Regions from separate parts of the Homo sapiens genome. Here region 2 is linked to region 1. Evidence: chromatin contacts called from ENCODE Hi-C or POLR2A ChIA-PET data. All regions are on one chromosome and are shown on one strand. The core of a region is the stretch at or near the end of the contact, and the rest is flanking DNA. Distances in the headings are between cores, read along the strand shown.

Evidence for each region. Hi-C counts contacts between places; a loop is a spot of excess contacts on that map. ChIA-PET counts read pairs that join two places held with the same protein, here RNA polymerase II (POLR2A). Pooled maps may share reads with other maps.
Region 2: a loop to region 1 is called in a map of PC-9, with 6 times the contacts of the local background. The contact joins the enhancer-like site here to the promoter of RNASEH2B-AS1 in region 1. A Hi-C loop is called at or near these places in 6 of 168 maps with a recorded cell type or tissue (B cell, CD8-positive, alpha-beta T cell, IMR-90 and 2 more), 1 of 37 single-sample maps with no recorded cell type and 12 of 50 pooled maps. POLR2A ChIA-PET finds 5 or more read pairs at or near these places in 2 of 52 experiments (Caco-2 and HEK293T).

The regions. Positions count from the first base shown.
Region 1 is chr13:50,909,345-50,912,114 of GRCh38, reverse strand. RNASEH2B-AS1 (RNASEH2B antisense RNA 1) reads left to right here and starts at 1,403. Exons shown (of 3, transcript NR_046552.1): 1 at 1,403-1,632. RNASEH2B (ribonuclease H2 subunit B) reads right to left here and starts at 2,324. Exons shown (of 11, transcript NM_024570.4): 1 at 1,975-2,324. The coding sequence starts at 2,038. RefSeq lists silencers at 1,570-1,619, 1,830-2,069, 2,080-2,509.
Region 2 is chr13:49,857,052-49,860,077 of GRCh38, reverse strand. No RefSeq gene overlaps it. Among named protein-coding and RNA genes, the nearest start is that of KPNA3, 66 kb to the right of the region's middle. Within about 2 kb of position 1,442, at least 10 of the 41 ENCODE cell types and tissues checked have a DNase peak (open chromatin) inside an H3K27ac peak, as active enhancers do; they include IMR-90 and PC-9, where a contact is called at or near this core.

The sequences.
Region 1 (2,770 bases), core at 154-2,653:
AGTTCCAACAGCTGCTCAGCCTCCCCCAATGCCTTAAAAGGTCACAGTAGATCTCAGCTCTGAACAGAAACTCAACTGAAACTCTTCCCACAACCCAGCAGTAGATATATTAAAACCTACAATTTTCAGGGATACAATCAATATTTAATTCTTTTGAGGGTTTTGTGTTTAATACAAGGACACAAACACACGTATAAAATGACGATGTCAATACTGATTAAACAGAACAACAAAATAAGAAGCTCAAATTATCATCAGCTATTGTGTATATCTGAAATAACAATAATGCACTTGATTCTGAAAGAATGATTAGAGTTCCTACTCTGAAAATCTAATTGTCTTGATGTGACGAAGTGAGAAGAAAGGATGATTTTTCTAATGAAAAGCATGTATACGGGTAGCCCTTTGCGAGATTCTGTCAAAACCCTGAATTTTGCATTAGCTGTTTTACCACCCAAACGTTTTTACCGAGGATGTGCAGCAATGGGAACTCTCATACACTGCTTGTGGGAATATAAATCAGTATAACCACTTTGGAAAACCATTTAACATTGTCAACTACAGCTCTACACACAAGTACTAGAACCAGCCATTCCACTCCAGGGTATACACCCTAGAGATATGAGTGCCCATGTCTACCAAAAGCCGCCTAAAGGAATGCTCTGAGAAGTGTAACTTGTAATAGTTGCAAACTGGAAACAACCCAAATGTCCATCCACAGTAGAGATACATAGTATGGATACTCATACAATTAAACAGAAGCAGCAATGAAAAAACTAACCAACCAACCAAACAACTGCTACAACATGAATGAATTTCACAACAAGGATGAATCTTTCAGAGTGAAAGAAGCCAGACACAAAGGGTACACTCTTATTCAAACAGGCAAAACTAATCTCTGGTGACAGAGGTCAGCATAGAGGTTCCTGGGGCTATCTAGGAACAGGCATGAGGCGTTATTGGAAACAGTCTACATCTTGAACTGGGGGATGGTTACTAGGGTGGTGTATACGTATGAAAAGTTCAGTGAGTTGCATACTTAAAATCCGTACACTTTATGTATGTTTTATTTTTAGAGGCAAAAAATATTATTGACAGCCTGTCATGTAAACATTTTCAATAACCATCATAAAACTCTAAATTCCTGGGAAAGAATATTGTTATCAGAGTATATTTACTGCCACAAACACTGCATTTGCTGAGCTAAAGTCAAAACTTAATACAGGGAACAGGAGATGTTCCTTTTTTCCAATGTTACATATATAAAAAGACCAAACCTTTCTGGCTTGCACTCCCTAGGCCAAATTCCTTTAACTGTGTCATTTAATCGGTCCTTCCTTGTGTGGCACTGGCTGTCCACTGTCCCAAGCCCTCGCATGTCCTGGATGGCCGGTCATCATCCACACGGGGGCTGAAAGGCCCGGCTCCAGCACTCCTGTGGTCATCATCCTGCTGAATCGCTTTGAACTACCCTTGGCCTAACCGCGACTCCCATCCCGCTTCCCTCCTGCCTCGCCACTGCAGGCCTGTCCCTTTGCTTTCTTAAAACTGCGCACCGTCTGAGGCCACTTCGAGCCTACTGGATCCCTGGTTCCAACCCAGTAGGATCACAGAAGCAGGGCCAGCTGCCAGGTAGGGGACACCAAGGGCAGAAACCTCCGGGGCCCGCAGCGCACCGGTGACCGCGAACCCGCGTGGCTCCCCTCAGGCTGAGTCGGCTTCCACCCTCCCACCCGAGCCACCGGGGATCAGGGCCCGGGAAACACGCTCGGTCCTTTTCGGCGCTTCCGGGTTTGAAAACCGCGGCTTGCTATGACGTGTGACCAAAATGCGGGGCCAGCTGTCCCAGAGAGAATCCCATCCCGCGCCGGGCCGGGTAGTGGGAGCCACCGGGGTGGGGGGCGGCGCGCCCGGGGTCGCGGGCCGCTCCGCCAGTTCTTGGGCCGACCCCGCCGCCCGGGCGCGCGTGTTTACCTGAAACCAGGAACACGTGCTGCCGGGCGCCAACCCCGTCCCCGCAGTCCACGCCAGCGGCCATGCCGCCCGCCTCTTCCGGGGCGCCGCAGGCTCAGCGCCGCGGGCCTCAGTCTCCCAGCCCCGCCGAAAATGGCGGGAGAAGGGTCTGTTCCGGGTGGCGCGGCGCGCTGAGGGACCGGCAGCGCCCGGGAGGAGGCCCAGGGACCGAATTTCGTTTCGTTTCCGAGACCAGCCTGCTGCTCGTGTTACGTTTTTAAATTTAGCGCCAGGCGAGGGGCTCTGAATGCCGGCCGGTGGCCGCAGGCAACGGGAAGGGGCCGCGGCCTCTCCCTCGCGGCTCCGCTAGTGGTAGGTGCTCATCGCGCGCCGCAGGGCGCCGAGTGACGCGGAGCGGGGCGGGGTCGCCGGGGCCCCGCGCTCTGTGGCTGCACCCAGCGGCCCTCCATGGTCTAGCCAGCGGGCTAGGATTGGGTCTGCGGGGTGTGTGCCCGGACAACGGGTGACGCCCGCCACACCCCCGGGGCCGGGGGACTCACCTGGAGCTAGTCCGTGTTAAGGACAATAGCAGTCACATCGGAATCCGAATGCAACTCTTAGCCATGGTCCTCAATTATTTGTGAATATATATTGGTCATCAGTTGCATTCTGTGTTGCTATTGATGTGAGAATATGTGTGCATTGTGAGCTACAAGGGATGTCCTCAATTTGGACTCCGTCCTCATCACTAAAAGAGGTGCACAGTTTTGGGCTCAGAATATGAATTTGTTGTTTTGGAGAACGCTGTATACTGAGT
Region 2 (3,026 bases), core at 193-2,692, 1.1 Mb after region 1:
CAATTATCCTGCCTCAGCCTCCCAAGTGGCTGGGATTACATGCACATGCCACCATCCCCAGCTAATTTTTGTATTTTTAGAGAGACAGGGTTTCACCATGTTGGCCAGGCTGGTCTTAAACTCCTGACCTTGTGATCTGCCCACCTGTGCCTCCCAAAGTGCTCGGATTAGAGGCATGGGCCACCGCGCCCCGACATTTTAGATTAATTTTTTCGTAGGGTCTGAGGTCAAACTCCTGGCTTCAAGCAATCAATCCTCTTGCTTCAGCCTCCTGACTCACTGGGATGGCATGGGCCACTGTGCCTGGCTCCCAGCCTCCTCTTTAATCAAGGAGCTTTGGCTCTGTGAATTGACTTAGATCTCAACACAAGAGGCCATGACTGTCCACTGCAGTGACTCATCAGGTTTTTAGCTACCAGACCTAGAATTTTTCCCTCTGTTACAGATCAAGCAATACAATGGTAGATTGCCCATCTATTTCATTCCTAAGAACACCATAACTTAACCACCATCAAATATGTCTGCAGGCCAAAGCATTCTGATTGCCCTTTACAGTGGATGCATTTACTTTGTCCTTGGAGATTCAGTGCCACCCCTACCTATGCCACTCTGAGATCCCATCATCCCATCATTGAAATTGGGGAGACCATGTCAATGGCATATTTTCCACCTACCCTATAGAAGAGAGCAACCACAGAGCTCTCCTTTGAAAGAGGTTGCAGGTGCTCCATTTATTAATGCATTTCTCAATGCTTTAGTGAGGGAGATGTCTTCTGGGTTTTCTCATGGGACATTGTTTGGAGGTAGGACTGAACAATGACATGATGAGAACAGTAAGGTAATGTTTTATACCATATTCTGGGCTCTGTTCATGATTACTTTTTTCTGATAATAAGGACTGTTTCAATATTTTAGACATTTTAGAACATGACAGAAGATTACAGAAAGATATTAGGGTATTTTATGATTTGAAGTCTCACAAGGGACAGAAACCAGGGAAGTCTCCAGGTTCCTCAGCTGCATTTATTTGTGTATCTTCTTTTGAGGATTCTGCCATTATTATGACAGATTTTCCGTTCTTAGTTTTGGGTCTCTCCCTTCCAATTCTGGCAGGAGAAAAGCCCAATTTCTTTTTCTCTTATTTTATCAACATTCTTGGAGCCTTTACTGATAAAGGCAAAATTCAGTACAAAGCATACTTTTAACTGGCCTATTTAACAAGTATTTTAAAGAGCAAAAATCTTTCCTATCAACTTCCACAAAGGTGTCCAAAGTCATCCTTTTAAATTGGAAAGAGTTCTTAGGGAATTACGCAATGGTATGTACAAACCTGAACAGGCTGTACTCATGAGGACAAATATGTGATTTATCTAAGCATAGTAAATACTTCAGAGTTTAGTTTTCAGGGTTGGAATGTCTACTGTAAACAGTAGCAATGACTATCTCTATAGCAAAATTTCCAAGCATAAGAAGAAATCAAGTTTTTCAAGAGAACATTTGCTCAGTAATACCTTTGCTCTTTTATTTATAGGGTAAAAGAGGGAAGAAATATGAGAAACATGCTTATAATACTTTTTTCTTCCCATATCCTTTTCCTTACCATAAAAAAAAGTTCTGTGGACTGGAATTAAAGATCAATGATGTATCACTGAAGCCATGAAGTCCTGCAAGTTTACATCATGATGATTCAGTGCTCCTGGATTAGCAAACCTTCCTCTCTGTGCATAAGCATCCCTCAACAATCCCAGGCCCCCGTGTCAGTACTGCTTCTGAACAACTCGCTAGTAAGCCCTTGAAAGAATGCAAACCTCTTTAATGTAGTCAAATGAAACAGATTTGTGCTCTGTCAACTCAGTCTTGACTTTTGCCTCCAGATTGTGGATTACTTGAGATGCCTGAAATATATTGTTTTTAAAACTGAAAGGTAGCTCCATCATTTCAAAAGCAGATAGTAGAGATGTTTACCAAGAAAAACATAGCCAAGGCCGGGCGCGGTGGCTCACGCCTGTAATCCCAGCACTTTGGGGGGCCGAGGTGGGCAGATCACGAGGTCAGGAGATCGAGACCATCCTGGATAACACGGTGAAATCCCATTTCTACTAAAAATACAAAAAACTAGCCGGGCGTGTTGGCGGACGCCTGTAGTCCCAGCTACTCGGGAGGCTGAGGCAGGAGAATGGCGTGAACCCAGGAGGCGGAGCTTGCAGTGAGCCAAGATCGCGCCACTGCACTCCAGCCTGGGTGACAGAGCGAAACTCCGTCTCAAAAAAAAAAAAAAAAAAAAGAAGAAGAAAAACATAGCCAAAACATTACATTCCAGCCCATGGGCAGTGAAGATTAGATTTTCCTGTTATCTTCCACCTGTTTTTGTTGTTGCTGTGGCTTTTTGGCTTGTTTGTTTTCATCCCTGCTGTAATCCCTGATTAACTCTTATTTTTTCAGGTTGTTGTTTCATGTATTTTGGCCACCACTTCCTGCCAAAACTATCTAATATCTGTACATCTCTAGAGGGTTCTAGCAACTATGCTGTCCTTTTTTATAGGAACTGATTCTTTTTTCTTTTTCCCACCCATTGAGCTGATTCTACTTGAACTCAATGAACTTTTGGTCTCTGTGCTTCTTTATTTTAATTAATTGAGCTTTCTATCTAAATTGGCACACTAAATCCTGAACAATCCAGAGCTGCATGTTTGGTCTAGATTGGTTAGCCACACTGCAGGTCATAGAGTTAGCGTGGAAAAAATATTCCAATTTCCAGACCCTTGTGAAAATCAGAATTAGCCAGAAGCACCAGTTTGTAGAATCATGGACAAATCTGGGAAAGCCCAACAATTTGGGGGATGTTTAGCCCCAGATGCACAGGATTGGATTAGAATTAGTTCTAATCTACCAGATGCGTTGGCACACACCTGTAATCCCAGCACTTTGAGAGGCCAAGGCGGGTGGATCACCTGAGGTCAGGAGTTCAAGACCAGCCTGGCCAACATAGTGAAACCCCATCTCTACTAAAAATACAAAAATTAGCT